Linked DNA regions of Homo sapiens: regions 2, 3 and 4 are each linked to region 1. Evidence: read pairs that join two places in POLR2A ChIA-PET (ENCODE). Cell type or tissue: HepG2. All regions are shown on one strand.

Evidence for each region. Peaks named below come from ENCODE experiments on the same cell type or tissue, not always from the same donor. Only the 100,000 strongest peaks of a DNase experiment are listed, where the experiment ranks them.
Region 2: POLR2A ChIA-PET joins it to region 1 with 11 read pairs; 2 of 35 experiments call an interaction of 5 or more read pairs at or near these places.
Region 3: POLR2A ChIA-PET joins it to region 1 with 13 read pairs; 3 of 35 experiments call an interaction of 5 or more read pairs at or near these places.
Region 4: POLR2A ChIA-PET joins it to region 1 with 10 read pairs; 2 of 35 experiments call an interaction of 5 or more read pairs at or near these places.

The regions. Positions count from the first base shown.
Region 1 is chr18:58,410,973-58,415,972 of GRCh38, reverse strand. No RefSeq gene overlaps it. Among named protein-coding and RNA genes, the nearest start is that of MIR122HG, 33 kb to the left of the region's middle. In HepG2, no CTCF peak of the experiment used is centred here; DNase peaks (open chromatin) are centred at 1,922 and 2,960.
Region 2 is chr18:58,011,405-58,016,404 of GRCh38, reverse strand. No RefSeq gene overlaps it. Among named protein-coding and RNA genes, the nearest start is that of NEDD4L, 30 kb to the left of the region's middle. RefSeq lists an enhancer at 911-1,140. In HepG2, no CTCF peak of the experiment used is centred here; DNase peaks (open chromatin) are centred at 2,594 and 3,824.
Region 3 is chr18:58,479,025-58,484,024 of GRCh38, reverse strand. ALPK2 (alpha kinase 2) reads left to right here. Exons shown (of 13, transcript NM_052947.4): 13 at 1,986-2,778. The coding sequence ends at 2,202. Among named protein-coding and RNA genes, the nearest start is that of MIR3591, 30 kb to the right of the region's middle. In HepG2, no CTCF peak of the experiment used is centred here; a DNase peak (open chromatin) is centred at 2,084.
Region 4 is chr18:58,491,429-58,496,428 of GRCh38, reverse strand. All of the region lies in intron 12 of ALPK2 (alpha kinase 2), which reads left to right. Among named protein-coding and RNA genes, the nearest start is that of MIR3591, 43 kb to the right of the region's middle. RefSeq lists a silencer at 2,411-2,460 and enhancers at 2,237-2,736, 2,737-3,238. In HepG2, CTCF peaks have their summits at 2,439 (motif pointing right) and 3,857; a DNase peak (open chromatin) is centred at 2,418.

The sequences.
Region 1 (5,000 bases):
TGCACCTGAATCACCTAGAGACAAACTCAATGACTCAGTTACTTTCCAGAGCTTGGAATAGAGCAGCTTCACTCATGGAGGGACAGGAGGGTGCCCTCCCTGGAGCAGGCTGAGGGCAGGCACAGCCACCAGGCCCTTTGCATTTTTGTCAAAGTAGTTGAATCCAATTGCTGCTGCTAATATTAGGTTGGTGCAGAAGTAATCGCGGTTTTTGACATTACTTTTAATGTCAAAAACCGCGATTACTTCTGCACCAACCTAATGCATGAATTGATAGCTTGGACTTAGTTCTGAGATCCTTTCTGCACATGTGGGCATCCCCCATGCTCGAGTTCATTTTGAAGCCACAAACACCCAGCAGCAGAGGCAGACAATTCCTAGTAATCTTTCAGAAAACTCAATTTCCAGCCATGTATGACAAAATGACTATTTAATGAAGGCAAATGTCATGCTTAAATATTTTTAGTTTTTCTTGTCGGTGAGTGAATCGTTTTGAATGACAGATTAAATTTCAAGGGGTGCAAGAATCTCAACAGAACACCATTCCTTTTCTAATTTTTTGTTCCATTGACTCTCGGAAACCCTCTCAGTGATTCAGGAAGCTGTCTAGGGCTTTCTGACAGCACATCATACGCTCAGCAGATCAGTGAAACCCCTATCAGTAGAGCTGCGACTGAACCCATTGTGAGTTCCGGTCCTCTTAAAGGAAAAGCTCTTCCCACTGAACGGGCTCCCATCTGCACCTGCTTTAGATTCTGTAACTTCCTCAACCCATTTGCTTCTTCTCCTTTAGAGGTGCTCATGGCAGAGGTCATTCTTTTTACTTCAGTGGCTTCAGTCGGCAAAGGCTTTTGCTAGGAGCTGCCTTCGTGGGTGACAGATGAGGGGACATGAGGATTGTGACAGGGCTCAGACACCTCTGCTCCCTTCCCTCCAAAGCCAGGAGAGAGCTCTGAAGGGAGGGGGGAAGGAGGGGTGAGGCACCCCCTCCGGGGCCTCTCCAAGGAAGGAATGGATCCTGCTGTCAGTTCCTCCCAGGTTCCAGCCTATCGCTTGGCTCTAGAGGAAACTCCAGAATGAATGAAGAAGAGGTTCAATGGATGACTAAGAATATGAACTGCGAAGTTCTGGAGACAAATGATAAGAGGTCAAATAGTGTGATGGGAAAAACTCAACCCACCATGGTACTGGAGGTTGAGTGAGTGGGCTTCGATTTATCCCCACTATTTGCTAACTGGGTAATCTGGGCAAGAAATCTCTCCTTTCAGAGTTTTAGTTTCCTCATCTATGAAGCAAGGGGTTTGGAGCAAATAATCTCTAATCTTCCCTCTCTATTGTTAAAATTCTCAGAGTAGATGGTTGCTATGCCCACCCCTCACCCTGGGCCCAATTCCAGTCCTTTCAGAATTGGCTTATGCTAGAAAGCAGTTGTCGTTGAGCAAGAAAGAACTCTGGGGCCATCAAAAAGAGGTTGCTTGGTGAGAGGAGTTTGCGCACACCAATGGTAGGCACCCAGGGTGAGTCGAGAAGACAGGATGTTCCAGAACATTCTCCCTTGCCTGTACTAATTCCATGGTAGGTGGGTGGGGCTGCACAAAAGCCTGGAACATTTTCCTTTTGATGTGAGCTGGAGGCAAGCTGATAGAAACACGGAAACCCAGGCCAGCCTAGAGACCTATAAGTCAAAGTTGACTTCTCCCCTGACCCAACCCCATCTAGCATTGCCCAACTCCCCAAACACTGCTGAATGGCTGTTTATGTGGAGATGAAGAAAAGCTCTCTGTTGACTTTGTTTCCAAACCCTGCCTTTTGGAATTGACACAAGAAGAGAGCACACTGCTCTCCAGGCCTGACCATCCGGTCAGCAGACTCCAATCCCCTGCCCCTGCGTTCTGGCTTTTCCTCCTCAAACAGAAGCTATTGAATCAGATATCAACAACATAGATAAAAAGGAGAGCAACATGGGCTTTGAACCCAAGGCTAACAGGCTTATCACAAACTCTTGTCAACCTCTCTCTGTCGCTTCCAACCCCAGGGGTGAAAGATCAAACTTTCACTCCTTCTCCTGAGGACTGCTCTGTACAGGGGTCCTGGTCCCTGTGGGTCGGGGCACATGGGGCTGGATCTGCACCTTCAGAGAACACAGCCGGGACCGCAGAGGAAGCAAGGCCCCAGGTTCACTGTGGCTGCAGGTGGAGGGAGGCTGTCACTTGGGATGGGTGCCCGAAGCAGTACAAAGGCAGCATTCAGGTTAAAAGCATAAAAACTGCAACCAGACTTCCTGGTCTATCTCTCACAGCTTTGCGATCTTGGATGAGTTTTTTAATCCTCTTGGTATCTTAATTTCTCCATCTACCCAGTAAGGCTGTTAGGAGGATTAAATGTGCTCGTATTTCTAAAACAATGTAGAACAATGCCTGACACTTAGGATGTGTCAAATAAATTGGTGGTTCTCAAACTTTAGCAGGGATAAATCTCCTGGAGAACTTGTTTAAATGCAATTTGCAGGACTTGGTTCCCTGGATGCTTACAGTGAGGGCCCAGAGTTGTGTGACGCTGGCACAGGTAGTCAGTACCACCTGGTCACTGTTGCACCTGGATACCTGCCACCCTCTGGGAGCAGCAGGATCCTGTGTCCCTCAGGATTGGCCCTAGTTGCCCGGTGGGTTGCTAGAATCCTTGCAGATTGTGGTCTTGTGTGTTGTGGCTCATCAGCCTGGAAAGTTCTTCTGCATCTTGTCCAGTTGATCTTTCAAGTTTCAGCTTGAGCAACGTCTCCTCTATGAACCCTTCTTTACCTGGACCTGAACCTCTGGGAAGGGACACAAGCCCTTGTCTGCTGTTCCAAGACTCATTTTTTGTAAATGTGAAGCAACCTGACTTGTGGCAAGAACCATATGTGATGGCAAAAACCTGACCTGAACTGACATGCAGCTATTGATAGTCTTTATTTACTCCACTTAGTGTGACTCTTCATATGTTTGCTGTAGAAATATTAATGGGTTTGCTGACAAGGTGCTGCCCCAGACTCTGCTGAGGATCTTACATAATGGATGGCATATAAAAGGTATCACTTTCCTAAAGTAAAAATAAACAAACCTGCATTACATAATACATCTAGACCGAAGACTTTTGAATCCCGCATCTGTGGCACATTTTACTCTGATTAGTTTCTTTCTTGACATTAAATGAAAATCCTAATAGCAAAGACCATGGATTTAGCACAATCCTTGGTGCAAACAATGACCAGTGATTGTTTCTTGATTGTTTCTTGAACGAATGAATTCTTTCTTGCAGAAGAAACTGCGTCTGTCTTCCCCATTCTGTGTCATATTCCCCAACCCCACCCCATAATCTTCGTGTAGGATTTGTGGAATTAATTTCACATGGCTGTTTTGTTTCTCCTCCTTAGAACCAAGCATGCAATTTGGGTAGGCTGTTCCCAATTGGGGTAAATAGGACCCCCTGGGAAGATGATGTTTTTAAACAGCTATTTGGGCAGGGTTTTGAAAAAGAGGAGATTTTCTAAGGCATTAGAATGTCTTTGATAAAAGAATTTTCTGAGATTGGGAGAATGAGTTGAAGACTTCATCTCTAAGATCCTCTTTTTCTTCTCCTTATGTATGATAAAGCTAGACTCATCCAATATCAAAAGGGGAAAATGCTCCATTAGGCCCAGCCTTTCTAGGCTGGAGGAAGGCAAGAACTCCAGGACAGGAAACTGGGAAACGTACCTTGGAAGCACCCAGCCCAACTGAGCTATTAGAAGAAGGGGGATGGGGAGACTCAGAAAATTATAAGAAGTTGAGTGCCTGATGTATGAGTTAATAGGCCCCAGGCCCTTAGGATGTATTGCAACAAGGAGAGGGAACAGCACATTCTAAGAGAAATGGGATGATTATTTGGATAACTTACATTCCTGATTTGATCCTAATTTCCTATGACCAGGTAGAGAGGTTGCAAACTCAAACACTTGCATAGGCCAGGCAGATAATGAGGGATGTGGGCCAGAAGTGATAATAGGGAGCGACGGGCAGTGTGGTTAACTGGGAGGTCCATGCCCCATCTAAAGAGGGAAGCCCCTATTCAGCTCCAGCTGACGGATGCCAGGCCTTCTAAGTTTTGTTGTTTTTACATTCATCTTCTGCCCTTCAAGGTCAGAAGACTTGATTTTGAGGTGAAATTTTCCTATTTAAAAAATCCCAGGAAAGACAAATAAAGATGAGTTGGGACCCATCAGCCATTTTGCAACCGTTCCCCCCCCACCCCCACCTTACATTTTCGGTGCTTTCCCCTCATGATCTTTGGGAACTCCACCTGTGAGTTCCTGAAATGTTCCCGCCATTCTGAGCTGTGAGGATCCCAAGTGGAGGTTGCTATTCTCATTTGCAGCTTCTCAGTCCCACACCAAGAAGCAGGGCAGGCTCACCTCCAGGGCTGCCTCCTTTCCCAAACACTAGGTCCCTTAATCGTATCCTCAGTGAAAACCTAAAGATCGCTAAGCAGCCACCAGGAGTCATTTGCCAGGCACCTCTGCACGGACAGCCAAGTGTGGCTCGGATACCTGGAGGCCTCCAGGGAAACTGGCATCTCTGGAGAACTAAATTTTTGCTGAGACCAGGAGGCTTGGAAATTGTGTCTGTAAGTATGAGAGGCAGAGCAAAAAAGGCAGCTCATTCATTTGCTACTTTTCAGGAAACCTTTCCAATGTCGGAGAGCCGACAGGCACCAAAACACTCAGGCCAAGGCAGCGTGACTGTCTCAGATCATTTCCTGCAGTTTCAGTGTCTTCACGACTGTCACGTTGCCTCCCCTTTTGCACTCTTGTCAGAGACTCTACCTGACTTTTGTTTTTAGAAACAAGGTCGTGCTCTGTCCCTCAGCTGGAGTGCAGTGGTGAGATCATGGCCCACTGCAGCCTCCAACTTCTGGGCTTGAGCAATCCTCCTGCCTCAGCCTCTGGAATAACTGGGACTACAAGCAAGTACCACCATGCCTGG
Region 2 (5,000 bases), 400 kb after region 1:
AATATGAAACCTGAATTTTACCTTGAGAGCAGTAACAAACCATTGAAAGAATTTGAGTAGGGTGTTAATGAGGGTTGTTATGAAAGATGGTGCAGTTTAGTCACTGCTCAAAGGTTTTTGGCTGAGGGGATAAAGGGGCTAAAATGTGGCTTGTATTCAATTTAGCAGGCCACGTGCCTGGTGAGGGGTTGCATCTGGCTGGAGGAAAGAAAGCAATTAAAAAAAAAAAATTCCCACAGAAATATTATATGGCTAGTCACAGCCCTGGCCCTGACATAGATGAGTTCAAGTTTTGCTCTTCAGATATAGTGTAGAGAAGAGCTTTTCTCAAAGAAAAATGGTGTTAGATCAGTTTTTCATCTTTTCTGCCAAAGGTCAGATTTCCAGACTTTTCTCCAAAAGGTCATGCTCCTAAGAAACAATGAACATACATTCGTTTTTGTTTCTTGTGAGATTGATTATAGCCAGTTTTAGTCCTTGATCTAGACTCTGCTATTGTCTTCTTCTATAGTCATTTTTGTTCTTTTCTTATCCTTCCTGAATACATTTTGGGGTGGAAAAGGGAATCTCATCTTCTTTTTTGACTTAGCAGAGTATGTAATGCAATATGCACATTGCTTTGCATTCTGAAGCATGGAAGTGATTTTTTAAGCTACTATATCAAAAAGATAGTCACTGCTCAACTTTGTATACTGTATTATCTCAAGTCCCTGGTCAAACGAGCAATTCGCTATATCATCAACTGTCATGTTATATTGCCTGGGTTTTAGAGAATAAGGGATGGTGGTTGGTTAATAGCCCAACTTGAAATATTACGAAAGAGGGGCAATTCGAGCTGAGATGATTTACAACTCTCAGAATGGGAACTAGTGGTAGAAAATAAAGAAGGGCATTTATGTGCGGCTAATTATATTGAAGGAAAATGAGGCCAGAAGTTGGAGCGTACTCTGGTGTCTGTTACGAGGTAGGAGCTGAGATACGAGTGGGGAACGGGTGGCCTCTGTAGTTGGACTTTTAAGTTAGCAGGGATGGAGTCGAATCTGCGTAATCTTGGAAAAGGAACTTGAGAAATGTCTTCTGAGCTAGGCCAACTAGAGGAAACCAAAGTTACCCCAAATCGTCTGGGTCTTCTGTAGGTTACCCAGGGGACCAGCCCCAGCTCACAAGAACAGAAAGTGGAGAGCATTTGCATGACAGGGAACCACTGTGAGGAAGTGAAAGCACCTTATTTGCAGTAAATCAGGACACATTTATACCATTCTGTGGAGACTGCAGGGAAGAGAGATGTTTCTAGTGGAGAAGGGATGCTAAATTGGATTAATTACATAGCACGCATTAGTACTAATTAAAGATGTGTAATGCATCATTGGTATCTTCTTATTTAGTATGCTCTCAGCTGCTCATTTTCCTTCAGTGAACACAGAAAATATTAATAAAGGCTTTCATAGAATCACTTTAAACTTTGGAATCCAATTCTCCTTTTAACGTGTAGCTGAACCTTTTATGAGGAAATTCTGAACCTTACTCTTTTAGTCAAGGTCTTATTGCACTTATATTTTTAAAGAAGAGATTGTTAAGTCCATCACTAAGGTATTTACAAACGAGGGTTATCTTGCTATCATCTGCTACCCCACTTCCTCAGAAAGGATGAACCAAGCCCATAACCCTTGGGTTCTGTAACAAGTGATGGAGAAACAATGATGAATAGGACAAAGAATCTTTCTTTTGAAAGACATAACACAGAAAGGTTAATAGCTGGCTGGACATGGTGGCTCATACCTGTAATCCCAACACTTTGGGAGGCTGAGGTGGGAGGATCACTTAAGCCCAGGAGTTTGCAATTACAGTGATCTATAATCGTGCCACTGCACTCCAGTGTGGGTGACAGAGCAAGAATCTATTTCAAAAAATAAAAATAAAAAAGTGAAATAGCCATATAAATAAACCACGAAATTCAGCATGGTAAGTGTTCAAGTAGATGGTTGTACAATGTATAGGTGGAGCACAGTGGAAAGAACACTTTGTTCATTTTTAAAGTATTTAAGACCTATTGTGTGCCAAACACTATGATAGGCATTGAGGGAGATGAAGGAATAAGAAAAAACATTCTTGCACCTTTTCTTTGTGTGGGGTAGAAGCACTCTTGAGAAGAAATTAATTTTGAGAATCTTCAGAAGGATTGAGAACAGTCATTATTATTCAAAAACCTCCTAACAGATCCCACTAACTCGGGCCCAGTGGTAGAAGAGAGAGACTGAGAAAGGAATGATCCCTGCCAACGCTTCTGGCCCAGAGAAATCTCTTAGCTCTCTAGGAGCTAAGCTGTGTTGGGTCAGGCAGTTATTTTTCTCTGATGTTCCAGAACATTGCAAGAACACGTGGCCAAATTTGGTTCACTTTAACAGGGGTCACTAGCAGGGCTTTCAGCAAATGTTTAACCAACAGGTTTGCATTTTACTAGCAGTATAGTTACCATAATCTCTCTTTGCTGACAGATTTGCAGATCAGAGGTCAATAGCAGCTTTGAGAATAGTTATTGATTCATGAAGTCAAATATTCCTTAGTCCTTGCCAAACATAGACGCCTTTCTTCACCCAGAGTAACTGGTACGGGGGTAGTTTTTACCTGGAGAAAAGGAATTCTTCTAAGGCCTGTTGTGTAATAGCGTTGTAACAACAATGTATATATTCCTGGCATCTGATTTCATTCAACACCCAGATTCATTGTCTTTCAAAGAATGTGTTGACTTTGCCACCACTTTAGTCATTATTTACTTTGGGATAGATAATGTGAGTCAAAACTTTAAAGGTGGTGCCCACAGCCTACAGATTAAAGAAGCTTCAGGCAGGGAGAAACTAAAGCAATGTAATGAGGAAACAGAAAAATCCCATGTCACCTTTTTAACAGCAACAATCTTGCTTTCAAGACCTGAGTTAGGATTCCTGGCGAAGCCAACACTGGCCTGATGCTCAGGATATTCTCAGGAGGCAAAGTAGATGTAGGCTGCCCCATTCAATGCATCATGTCATGCATACCGTTTCTTCCCTGAGCTGGGAAGGAAATGGGAGTAACATTTGTGATTCACAATTTTATTAATAGCATTCATTGAGCATACCAAATGTGTGATATGCATGTCATTCAATTCTCATCACACAAGCTGTCCTACACAATTGGGACTGAAAAAAGCTCTGTGTCAGCAGCTTATGACAACAGCCTTTTCAACCAGAGCCTCAGTTTATACTTGAGGAAGCTGCTACCCAGAGAGGTTAGGGACAGTTTTCAACGGCCATGCAAGGAACACCAGAACTCTGAGTTTCTGGGCCTCTCCTCTGCTCTACCCATTGCTCTGTTCATTGATAGAGAAATACCTTAGACCTGTGCTTCTCAAATCTTACCTGCATGCAAGTCCCCAGGGATCTTGTGAAAATAAAGATTTGATTCAGCAGGTCTGGGGTGAACCCAAGATTTTGCATTTCCAACAAGCTCCTGGTGGTGCCAGTGCTGTTGGTTCCTGACAGCGCTGAGTGAGAAGGCTGTAGATGATTGTGTGTTCTTCGTTGTTCTCTTCAACGTGACATTTTCAGCACCAGTGGTGCCCTTTTCTATCTTATTATATATAGATTTTGAACTAGTGGTGACATTATATTAAATATGAAATCTGCTAAAGGTTCTTGAGTTCTGAAATAATGCTAAAGGGATTCATATATAGAGCATCTTCTTAGGAAACTTTAAAGCATCTTTGAGTCATTTTTCCTTGAATGTCACTCCTGTCACCATTGAGATATGTACCAGCACTAAGGACCAAAGTGTGACAGATCAAAGCACAGCATTGATTGTGCAATCATTGGCGTACACATATAGACATTTAAAAAAATGTGACAAAGCTTTTAAATATATTTTGGGTCAACACCAAGATATATTTTTCAGAGATGCAGCAGTGTGGTAGTGGTCATTTGCCAGGGATTGGGATTCTGGATTCCAATCTCTCTGCCTCTCCCACATAGCCTTGAGAGCTGAAGCTCCAGCCCTCTAGGCCTCATGGTCCAGATCTATAGGAGAATGGTTGGAAGAGATAATCTGGAAGGCTTATTACTTTCTTGTTTTATGGTTGGTGATGATTAGCATCTTTCTTTTCTAGAATGACCTACCACAAAATGTAGAAAGCCATTTTTCCCTTTGGGTAACCAGGAAGATTTTGATGAAAACAGCTGGCAAATATAAGCCAATTATTGGCTTCTCTTAGCCTGTTGCTATAGCAGAAGGAGTCCTGAATTAGGAGGCTGCAGATACGTGCTGTGTAATATTGGGCAAATTACTCCATCTCTCTGAGTCTCAGTTTCATCATCTGCAAAATGATAGGATTGATGCTCTAAGTCTATTTTAGTAGTAATGATCCATATAATAAATGGAAACAGTTAATGAATTTCTTGAACCTGGTTTTCTTTTCTCGTTTGTCCCCAATCTTTACCCATGATGAAAGGAGTGGGTCCCCAACCATGCCCCCTATCCTTATGGATAGAGAACTCGTGAACTCCTGAAGAACAGAGACATATCTGCTATTCCAGCCTTCCCTCATCATCCTTTGAATAGTTGGCACAATGAATGAATGAATGAGCTGTTGTACCACAGGACTAATAGGAAACAGTCAGATCCATTGAGGTCAGTGCTGTCAATGAGATTGTCCAGGAGCTATAATCATGGGTCTATAGTGGACAGCACAGAAGCTATTGACCACAGGGGCAGTGAAAAGTGTTTTTATCCCCCGGATGCTTATAGGGCCAAGATTATCCAGGATGCAAGATGATGTTATTAGCAAAGGATGCTACTACATCCTTATGTTATTAGCAAAACTGCAATGGTGTTAAGGACCCTGGGAGGGAAGAAAAATTAGCAACTTTGAGATCATCCTCTTTAGTTTTCATTTCAATCTCTAATGCTAAATTTTAATTTGAATTGGGAATTGGGTTTAATCATAAGTGTTTCCATAGGGAACAGGGCCT
Region 3 (5,000 bases), 68 kb before region 1:
AGTGGAGAGACAGAAATTAACCATCTCATCCACTCACAGATGTCAGACTGTGTGTGTGACCGTGCCACAAAGAGGAGGTGCACAGTCCAGGAGAGTCTATGACAGGGGGATGTGACTTGGTTGGAAAGGTCAAATGACCTGAGAATTTAAAGTGAGCAAGGGCCGGGCATGGTGGCTCATGTTTGTAATCCCAGCACTTTGGGAGGCCGAGGCGGGCGGATCACCTGAGGTCAGGAGTTTGAGACCAGCCTGGCCAACATGGTGAAGCCCTGTCTCTACTTAAAAAAAAAAAAAAAAATACAAAAAATTAGCCGGGTGTGGTGGTGGATGCCTGTAATCCCAGCTACTTGGGAGGCTGAGGCAGGAGAATCACTTGAACCCAGCAAGCGGAGGTTGCAATGAGCTGAGATTGAGCCATTGCACTCCAGCCTGGGCAACAAGAATGAGACTCTGTCTCAATAAATAAATAAATAAATAAATAAATAAATAAATAAAGTGAGTAGGACTTATCTAGAAAAAGGAGGAAGGAGCATCCCATGCAGGGGGAATACTGCAGGCAGAAACTTTTGGGAGGAGGGAGCTTGGACACACTTCTAATGGCTGAAGAGGTCAATGGGTTGGGAGATGCAGCCAGACAGTGCAGGATCACAGGCAGTTTCAGGAATTTTGTCTTCGTTTTAACAGCAATGGGATTTTAAGCAGGAGATATGACTTATGTTTTGTAGAGGTTACTCTGCTGGCAGTGTGGAGAATGCATTGATGGGGAGGGGCTGAGTGAATGTAACGTGGACCTCATAGGTTTACATATGTGCTACTTCAAAGTGTTTATCCCCATGGGATTCATGTTGAAGGCAAATTCCTTTGACAAAGGAGCTCATCTGCGGTGACAAGGAGGACCCTTGGACATCTCAAGGAGATGCCACTTATTGGGGAGGGTATGTGGCTGGCACTATGCTCACCTGGCCTCCTCCACACTCTGTGAGGAGCTGTGACTGGATTCAGTGTGTACATGGGATTTGTGGATTTTCTGGTGGCTGGCAGGAAGACCTGCAGGGTCACTTTCCTAGCTACTAAACAAGCTGCAATAGCCTACTACCCTTTCACATTCTGCCCAGAACCCAGGAAGCCTGCACCTTCAACCAATTTTTTGATGGATCTTGTTCATCTGCAGATAGCTGGGGAGACTTAGGGGCTGGGCAGCTGTCCATTCAAGGAGCACACTAACCTACCATAATTGGGACATGAAAACATGGCCATTTATAATTTCAGTATTTAAATGTCCCAACCAAGAGGAACAACCCCTGAGACTACTCCTGGCCAAGGAGTCAGCATGGAGCCTTTTAGGGCCTACTGGAGACAAAGGTTCTGCCAGAGACAAAAATTCTTCTTCTCCTGGGGACAAAGCGGGCTGCCAGGGGAGTGAGCTCTGCTGTAGGAGAAAGACTCAGAGGGCTTCATTTTAATCTTGTCTCTTACATCAACTTGCGTTGTTTTCTTGGGGTAGTCTCATGACCTCTTAACCTGAATTTCTTCAACTGTAAATTGAAGGGTCTAAACAAAATAATTTCTTTCAGTTCCAAAGTTCTGAAATTCTTTATTGAGAACTTCTCGGTGTGATGGAGTGGCTTTCGATCACTAAGAGATCTGTGTTTTATCAAAATAGCCCAGCACTGGTCATTGTGGCTATGAGGAACAGGGCAATAAAATGCTGGTACATTCCAACCGTGAGCACCTGGGACCCCTGGATACTCCAAGACCTTTGATCATCACTGTATGTGCCAGCAGATCTTTGCCTTTACTTATTTCCACAGTCTTTGTTTTTTACCTTCACTTATAGTTGTGTCTATCCTGCAGCCATTCTTATCTAAAACAGAAATTCATATATGTTCCATGCACCATTAGTTTTCCCTTTCAAGTTTTTCTTTTTAAACTGATGAAAGTGTCCTGTTTTTAAAAGCTATGTTTCCTTCCACCCAAACTCACAGGTACAAGGGATTTAAAGGCAACTGTTCCATGACCTTCATTGATCAGTTTAAAGCACTACACCAGTGTAACAAGTATTGCAAAATGCTGGGACTGAAATCCCTTCAAAACAACAACCAGAAACAGAAGCAGCCGAGCATTGGGAAAAGCAAAGTTCAAACAAACTCTATGACAATAAAGAAGGCAGGGCCTGAGACCCCAGGCGAAAAGAAAACCTAACGTCCCTGGGTAACCTAATGGCCACTGGCTAGCAGCACACAATCTCGCCAGGGAAAATCTGAGGCCACACAGGAGAGAATATACAGCCTGCAGAGAGTGCGTGGCAATCCTTACTCCCAGCCGACTGTGCGCCAAGATGCTTCTAAACCCATCACCTGCTGTCTTCACTCAAATGATTTCAGAACAGGATTTGCGACCAGGTTTATGGGGAGATTGAATCAACGATTGGTCTCAAAGACAGTCCATTCTTTATATACATGTTTAGCATTTTTACCAACCTCACATCATGTGTATATTTGTGTATTTGCACATGGTTGTGCTGTCGAGGACCTGGTGCTGAGAAGAGTCTGTTCACAGCCAAAATTCTTCCCACTGTCATTCCTAACCTGGGATTTCTAGACACATCCTGCTGTGATGTAAACAGAAATCACGAATTCGCTCACTGGATCAAGTTGTTCCACTGGTGTCTAATACGCTATTGTTGCCGGAGGTGGGTTCTGTGACGTGAAGCCATTTCCCATCATTCAACAGCCAGTTACAATTTTCTGTTTAATTAAATTCATATTTAAACAAAAAGTGTAAGATGTGTATATCATTATAGACACTTGCTCTTTAGAGTGTGTGCCGTATTTTACATTGTTTCAGGATTTGGTAATTTCCTAATAGGTTTCCTAGAGCACAAAATATTTGCATCTGTGGTTTCCCCTCATTCTTACATTACAACTTAGGTTCCATTGCTTTCTACTTTGTTCCTTAAACCCGAGCTGCCTAAACCCAGGGCTGACCCATGGTGGATCGCGCCAGAAGATGTAGGCCAGAAGATGCATGCTAATCCTGGCGGGGGTGCACCAATTCACAGGGATCCTGGCATCTCTAACCACTCCCAGCCCTCATTCCACTTGAGTCTCCTGACACTCAGAGCCTCCTTCCCTACCAGTTTGGGTCATGCCCAGCCGTAAAGCAGGATGGCTGCCTCAGTGAAATGTGAAATTGGGCAAGAGCAAACTATACAATAGCAACTCAGGGACCACTTTATATACCCCAAAATGCTTAAGAATATCCGCTGCCCCAACTATTTGCAACAACAATATTCTTGTTTCATTAATGGGAATGTTAATGGTAATGTTGTTTCATTAATAGACTATTTTTCAGAATTGTTTTAAATTTACAAAAAATGAGCAGAAAGTGTGGAGATTTCCTATGTGTCTCCTCACCCCACTCTACGATTTTCCCGTTACAAACATTTTGCATTATTGTAGTATGTTTGTTACAATTGATAAGATAATATCGATACCTTTTTTTTTTTTTTTTTGAGATGGAGTCTCGCTCTGTTGCCCAGGCTGGAGTGCAGTGGCGCGATCTCGGCTCACTGCAACCTCTGCCTCCCAGGTTCAAGCGATTCTCCTGCCTCAGCCTCCCAAGTAGCTGGGATTACAGGCACATGCAACCACACCTGGCTAATTTTTGTATTTTTAGTAGAGACGGGGTTTCACCATGTTGGCCAGGATAGTCTCGATCTCCTGACCTCAGGTGATCCACCTGCCTCGGCCTCCCAAAGTCCTGGGATAACAGATGTGAGCAACCGCGATATGTTGTTATTAATTAAAGTTTATAGTTTATATTAGGGCTCACTCCTGGTGTTGTACATGCTGTGGGTTTGGGCAAATGTATCATGACAGGTATCTACCATTATAGTAACAAACAGAATACCTTCACTGCTCTAAAATTCCCCAGTACTTCACCGATTCATCTCTCCCTTCCCCAACCCCCCAACCCCTGGCAATCACTGATGTTTTCATTATCTTCATAGTTTTGCTTTTTCCTGAATGTCATATAGCTGGAATCCTATGTGGCCTTTTCCATAGTTTGCTGTTTCTTAAGACAGATTTCATCTGCTGGACAGCTGGGAGAATTATAGCGCCACTTCTGAGCAGGAGGATGGATGCTTCGCAAACCTGAATGTGCACAGGAATCCCTGGATCTTGGGAATATGCAGGTTCTGATTGGGTAGGTTTGTGGCGGGGCCTGAATTCTGTGTTTCTATCACACTTTCTGGGGATCTCCTGTGGCTGCCGGGGATCACACTCAAAGAGGCAGTCTAGACTATGGGCAGGAGGGCCCTGAAATGCTGAGAGGAGTACCTTGGCCTCCTGGAGTTCAGATAGTCTGGCCAAGGAAAGGCCCAGCTCCTTCTGGGTTCTGATGTGTGAGGAAGCAGCTTGACAGCAGGACGGAGGTGCCACATGAGGCATCCACCACAAGCAATGCTGCCAACACAGAGATTTCTGTATGCAGCCCCCTTACGGAGGGGTGGTTGGCTCTCAGTGGAAGACTCCTGGCTTCTTCTACTTTAACATATACTATTCTCAGCCAGCCGCAGTGGCTCACGTCTGTAATCCCAGCACTCTGGAAGGCCAAGGTGGGTGGATCACTTGAGGTCAGGGGTTCGAGACCAGCCCAGCCAACATGGTGAAACCCTGTGTCTACTAAAAATACAAAAATTAGCTGGGTGTGGTGGGAGGCGCCCATAATCAGTTACTGAGGCTGAAGCAGGAGAATCACTTGAACCTGGGAGGCAGAGGTTGCAGTGAGCTGAGATTGCACCACTGCACTACAGCCTGGGCAACAGAATGAGACCCTGTCTCAAAAAAAAAAAAATATATATATATATTTTTGTACTTTTTTGTATTTTTATGCTTAGAGAATAGTGCGTATGTGTGTATATATATATATATATATACATATATATATATATATATATACACATACATGAAAAATCCCACTTGTGTTTCCTTTCT
Region 4 (5,000 bases), 80 kb before region 1:
GATGGCTCAGTGATGATGAAGTTTTATGTTGGAACTGTCTCCAGGCTTCTCCCCTGTGCTCACCAGAGACCTGGCTGGCATACACTTCAGGGAATTGGGTATGTTCTTGGGCTTGTGAAGACAGCGCATTAGGAGGGATTATGATGTAGTGGGGAGGAAGGAACGAGGGATTTAGAGCGAGACCCAGTTCATACCCTGATGCTGCTGCTTCCATTTCTCCTGATAGTAGCCTCGCTTCTTGGCATCGTAGGAATTTGCCTAGCCTACCTGATGAGGGGGATGAACGTCTATTGCAGTTTCCCCATGATGGTACCATTTTATGCCTGATGTCCTCACATCCCATACGCTTTAGCATTGATCCTGAACAAGTGTACCCATTTAGAAGATAAATTATATGGTGCCCTATTTATGGAGGCTTCTGGACCCCAGAAGGATTTTCCAAACGGAGCCTTCCTTTCCAGGCTCCATGTGTTCTGCAGAACCTTGCAGATGCAAGCATCCGCCAGCCCTAGTTTGAATCCTGGCTTCTCGTCATACCAGCTGTGTGACTGTGGGCATGTGACTAAGTTCTTAAAGTCAGTGATGTACAGCATGGGGACACTCCGGCTTGCCCTGAGTATTCCCCCAGTTAATCTACACCTAGCCCCTGAAACTGGAAGTGAGCTAGATAAATATTAGTTTCCCTTCGCTCCTCATGTCTTAGCCTGACACCAGAGTAGGCAAATTTCGTGCTGTTATTTAGAACAACTCTCTACCAAAACAAAGAAGAAACCTGCCCAAGAAGTTTCAAAAATGAAGATGGTCATGATTATTGAAGACATCTTTTAAATTCAAGTCAACAGCTTCCAGGAACCCAGACCGACTGGGAGCTTCAAGTGGTACATTTTTTCCCCTCCTGATTTAAAAAGAAATCCAATCCTTTGGTTTTGTTCTCAGCTTTAATGTGACTTATCTGGCCCGGGACAGCTGCCCAAGACCCATTAGAAGCACTGACGGCTGGAGCCCAGTGCAGAATGCTGTCTATAAAGTATTACTTACTCATTGCCTTCCCACCCAAGGAGAGGCCAGGGAGCAGGAGCTGGGAGAGGAGGAGATTCTGAAGTGTTTGAGAGCTTTGGCAGGGATATTAGATCTTCTTGTCTTTTGTTTTTTAAAAACTTTTCTTTAAACGTTACCTTTTTAAGCCACAGTCTTTTTCCCAAAAGAAATATATCTTACAATCACAGTTTGAAAAACTGATGAAAAGGTAAAACTTCTCCAAACAGAGCATAAGAGGTGGTTGAGAGACCTCTTTAGAGGCTCCTGGGAACCCCTCTGGAGTGGAAACCAGTGATCAAGCCCGACCTCCTCACTTCACAGGTGAGGAGGCATGGGGCATGGGGCATGGGGCATGGGGCAGCCTGCTTGCTGGCAGGAGTCAAGAAGTCTTTCCTGCTTGAAGTCAGCACCCCAAAGTGAACGGCAGATCCTCAATGCTGGGAGGCGAGGCACAATTGAAAAAGTTCTCCAGTGAATGTCAAAGCTGCAAAAGGGAGATAACTCATGAGGACAGACTTGGAAAGGGCTCAAGTTCAAGGGCACTCTGCAGACAGGAAAGTCCAGGTGGGAGGCAAATGAGCTGGGGAAGAAAGGAAGGCGAGCATCGCAGACTGCAGACAGCAGGAGAGAAGATGGAGGAATAAGGGTTGATCGAGCAAGTTCTCTTGATTCTTAGCAAGCAACTGTGAGTGAGCTTAGTTCATTCATGATGCAAAGGGAGAGTCGCAAGTTCTATGGGGGGGCTGGTACCTGGCAGGGTTCAGCTGGGGGAACAGCACCACCATAAGAAGCAGTGCTCCGTGTGTCATTTAAAAAAAAAAATTCCCATATGTCTCAATCAGGACCATATATTTGGCTGCTGACACCCCAGTCATGCAACCTGTTTTGCTGTCTTGTTCAATGAAGTCAAAGGCTATGATCCTATTTCAGGAGTAATTACTCTAATCTCATAAAATAAAATAGAGAATTGTCATGACTTACTCATTTTAATTCAACTTTACTTCATTGTATGTTCCTTTTAACAGGAGTATGTCATATTTCTCTTGGGAGCCAGAGATATAATTATGTCTGGAAACACATCCCCTGTGCCTCAGCCACCTCAATCTTTTGGCAAATGTTGAGTACAAAAATTTCAGGTTACAAAGTATGGCAAGTAAGATTGTTTTGACATCCAGTAATCCATTTTCTAGATAGACCCAAGATACTAACCCGTTGAACAAATTTCTAATTGGAAATTACACAAGGAAAAAAGGCCTAATTTTATAACTGGAGATTTGGAAACGTAACCTAACCAACTCCAGACCGATCTAAAGCCATGCGTGCAGTGGAGCCGAACTGCAAACTCATGCTTCTCTCCAGCCAGTCGGGGAGTTCCCGGGGAGGCGACGAGATTGCAGTTCAACCACCAGAGGGCACCAGAACCAATACTTTGCCCTTTGTAGTCTCCCCTAAAAAGCCAATTTCCTGTTGCCAGATTGAAATAAAACAAAGAAAAGTACCATTAGCAGATTTCTTCCCTGGCAGTAAGCATTAGACCAAAATAAGATTAATATGGACAGCCGTAAAGGACACCCCTCGCAGTGGCTGCCAGCCAGCCTTGCATCTTTCTACCCTCGGAGGAAGGAACGACGAGGCTTAAGGATGTGTGGCTTGTGTCAAGCGTCCCTGACATGGAAGCCAAATTCCCGAGACCCTGGACAGAAGCCTGGATGATTCATTCATGTAGCAGGAGGACAGTTGCCTTGAGAAAGCAGGCTCCATTGGGGTCTGCGTGCCTAGCTCTGGTCCTGGCCATGAACAGGAGAAAAGATCAAAATAGACTCCCACACTCGGCCAAGCTGAGTTCCAAAAGAAAGGCTCTGCCTTCAATGCCCACAAGCAGATGGAGGGGACGGCAGCCACCTGGGATGCTTTGCCCAGTCACAAGGCCGAGCCACCACCGTACCTGGAGAGGAAGCGCCAAAACAAACTTGGAGGTGGGAAGAAACAATCTAATCCGAAGAAACACGCCCCGAGAATAGGCTTATGTGCATGAGTGGTGACTCCAGGCAGACTATTTAAAGCAATGCATGAGTCTGCCAGGAGAGGAAACAAAGGGACATTGGAACAGAATTCCTGATGCCTTTAAAGTGTCTCATAGCAGGGCCATGTCACTATAGAACACCAAACATTTCAGCTGAGTCCCCAATGCCAGGCATCAGCGGACCAATCTCACAGGCCTGTCAGCTTGAGAAAGGCAATTTTATGCCCCAGATAGCTCCTGTCCCCGCCTGCCACAGGGTCATCTGTCCTGGAAGGCCACCTGCATCCCATCTTCATCCGGTCAGCCCATTCTGTAGTAGGGCTGGCTGGCCCGCTGGCTGATTTATGTGGCCAGTCTTTGCCATTAAGGAAGTTTGGAGGCTGGAGGGAAGTCTGAAGGGAACAGTGGTGATTTTCGCAGTTTTTGGCAAGGCAGACCCTACTATAGCAGTGCTCTCAGTGTATGGGGGAGTCTCCCAGGCCCAACAGAGCCAGCCAGGACATGCCCCCTCCATGGAGGGACTAGCACAGCAGTATCCTGGCCTCTACCCAGAAGTCTTACAAAGGACAGTTCTGTTGAAATGTCTGGAATTGGGATCCATGGGTTCCTCCCACTCCTGACCCTATTCCCTAGTTGTCCCTCTGCCCAGTCCATTCCCCAGGACCTGAGGACTCAGGGACAGGTGCTGCATCGCTTGTCATCCAGCTTCAGAGATGAATCTGAACAGAGAGAACGTCTAGAGAAGTCTGGTAGATTCGAGATCACCCCTGCAGGACAGACTGGTGGCCAGTAGGAGACAGAAGCACGAGGCAGGTACAGGGATGGCTGAGAGGGTTGGGGTGACAGAGCCTGAGTGGACAGCATGGGGTGAAGACCAGAATAGACAAGAAAAAGGTTATCACTGCCTTCAGGAAGGTCTAAGCCAATGTAGTGTCACCAGGTGGGAGCCTCATGACAGATCAGAGAGGGAATGTGCTGCCAAGATGCCAGCAACTAAACAAGTTTGTCGACTAAAGACAAGGAAAAGTCTAGAAGGTAGCCAGAAAAGGAGGTGTGGGGAATGTGTGCGTGTGTGTGTGCGCGTATATATGTCTGTGTGCGTGTCTTTGTCTTTGTTTCTGTGTCTGTGTCCCTGTGTATGTGTGTGCATGTGTGTCTGTGTGTATATCTGTGTCTGTGTCTTTTTGTGTCTGCCTCTGTGTGTTGTGTGTGTGTGTGTGTCTAAAGAGACCTTGCCTGTTTGAAGGCAGAGGGGAAGGAGCCTGTGGGAAAACAATGAGGGACTAACGGCGGAGTGATGTTCCAGAGTGGTGAGCACCCCTCGTGAGGATTCAGAGTTTGTCAATACGGAAGGCCCTGCAGCCCTCGCTGTGCAACTTGGAGCACACTGGAAATGTGGCTTTGCCTCTATCCACCCTCACTGCCACCCAGGGCGTCAGCCCAGCTGCTCCTCTGAATGGTGAATTCTCAAAAAGCCTGTACCTAGTGGGAATGCTGACGCGCTTCTCCCTCACCTCAATTACCTGCCCTGTGGCCCTGCAGAGGCTCCTGTAACCGCCCCACAAGTTCTCCTTGCCTGTATGCCTAGACAGGACATGGCCGATTTATCAAGATGGGAACTGCAACAGAGAAAGAGTTTAATTCACATAGGGCCAGCTGTATGGAAGACTGAAGTTTTATTACTACTCAAATCAGTCTCCCTGAAAATTTGGGGATTGGGGGTCGGGAAGTGGGGGTAGTGCTGATTGGTCAGGTGGGAGACGAAATCGTAGGGAGTCAAAGCTGTCCTCTTGTGCTGAGTCAGTTCCTGGGTGGGGGCCACAAGACTAAATGAGCCAGTTTATTGATCTGGGAGGCGCCAGTTGATCCATCGAGGGCAGGGTCTGAAAAACATCTCAAGCACCAGGCTTAGGTTTTACAATTGTGATGTCATCCCTAG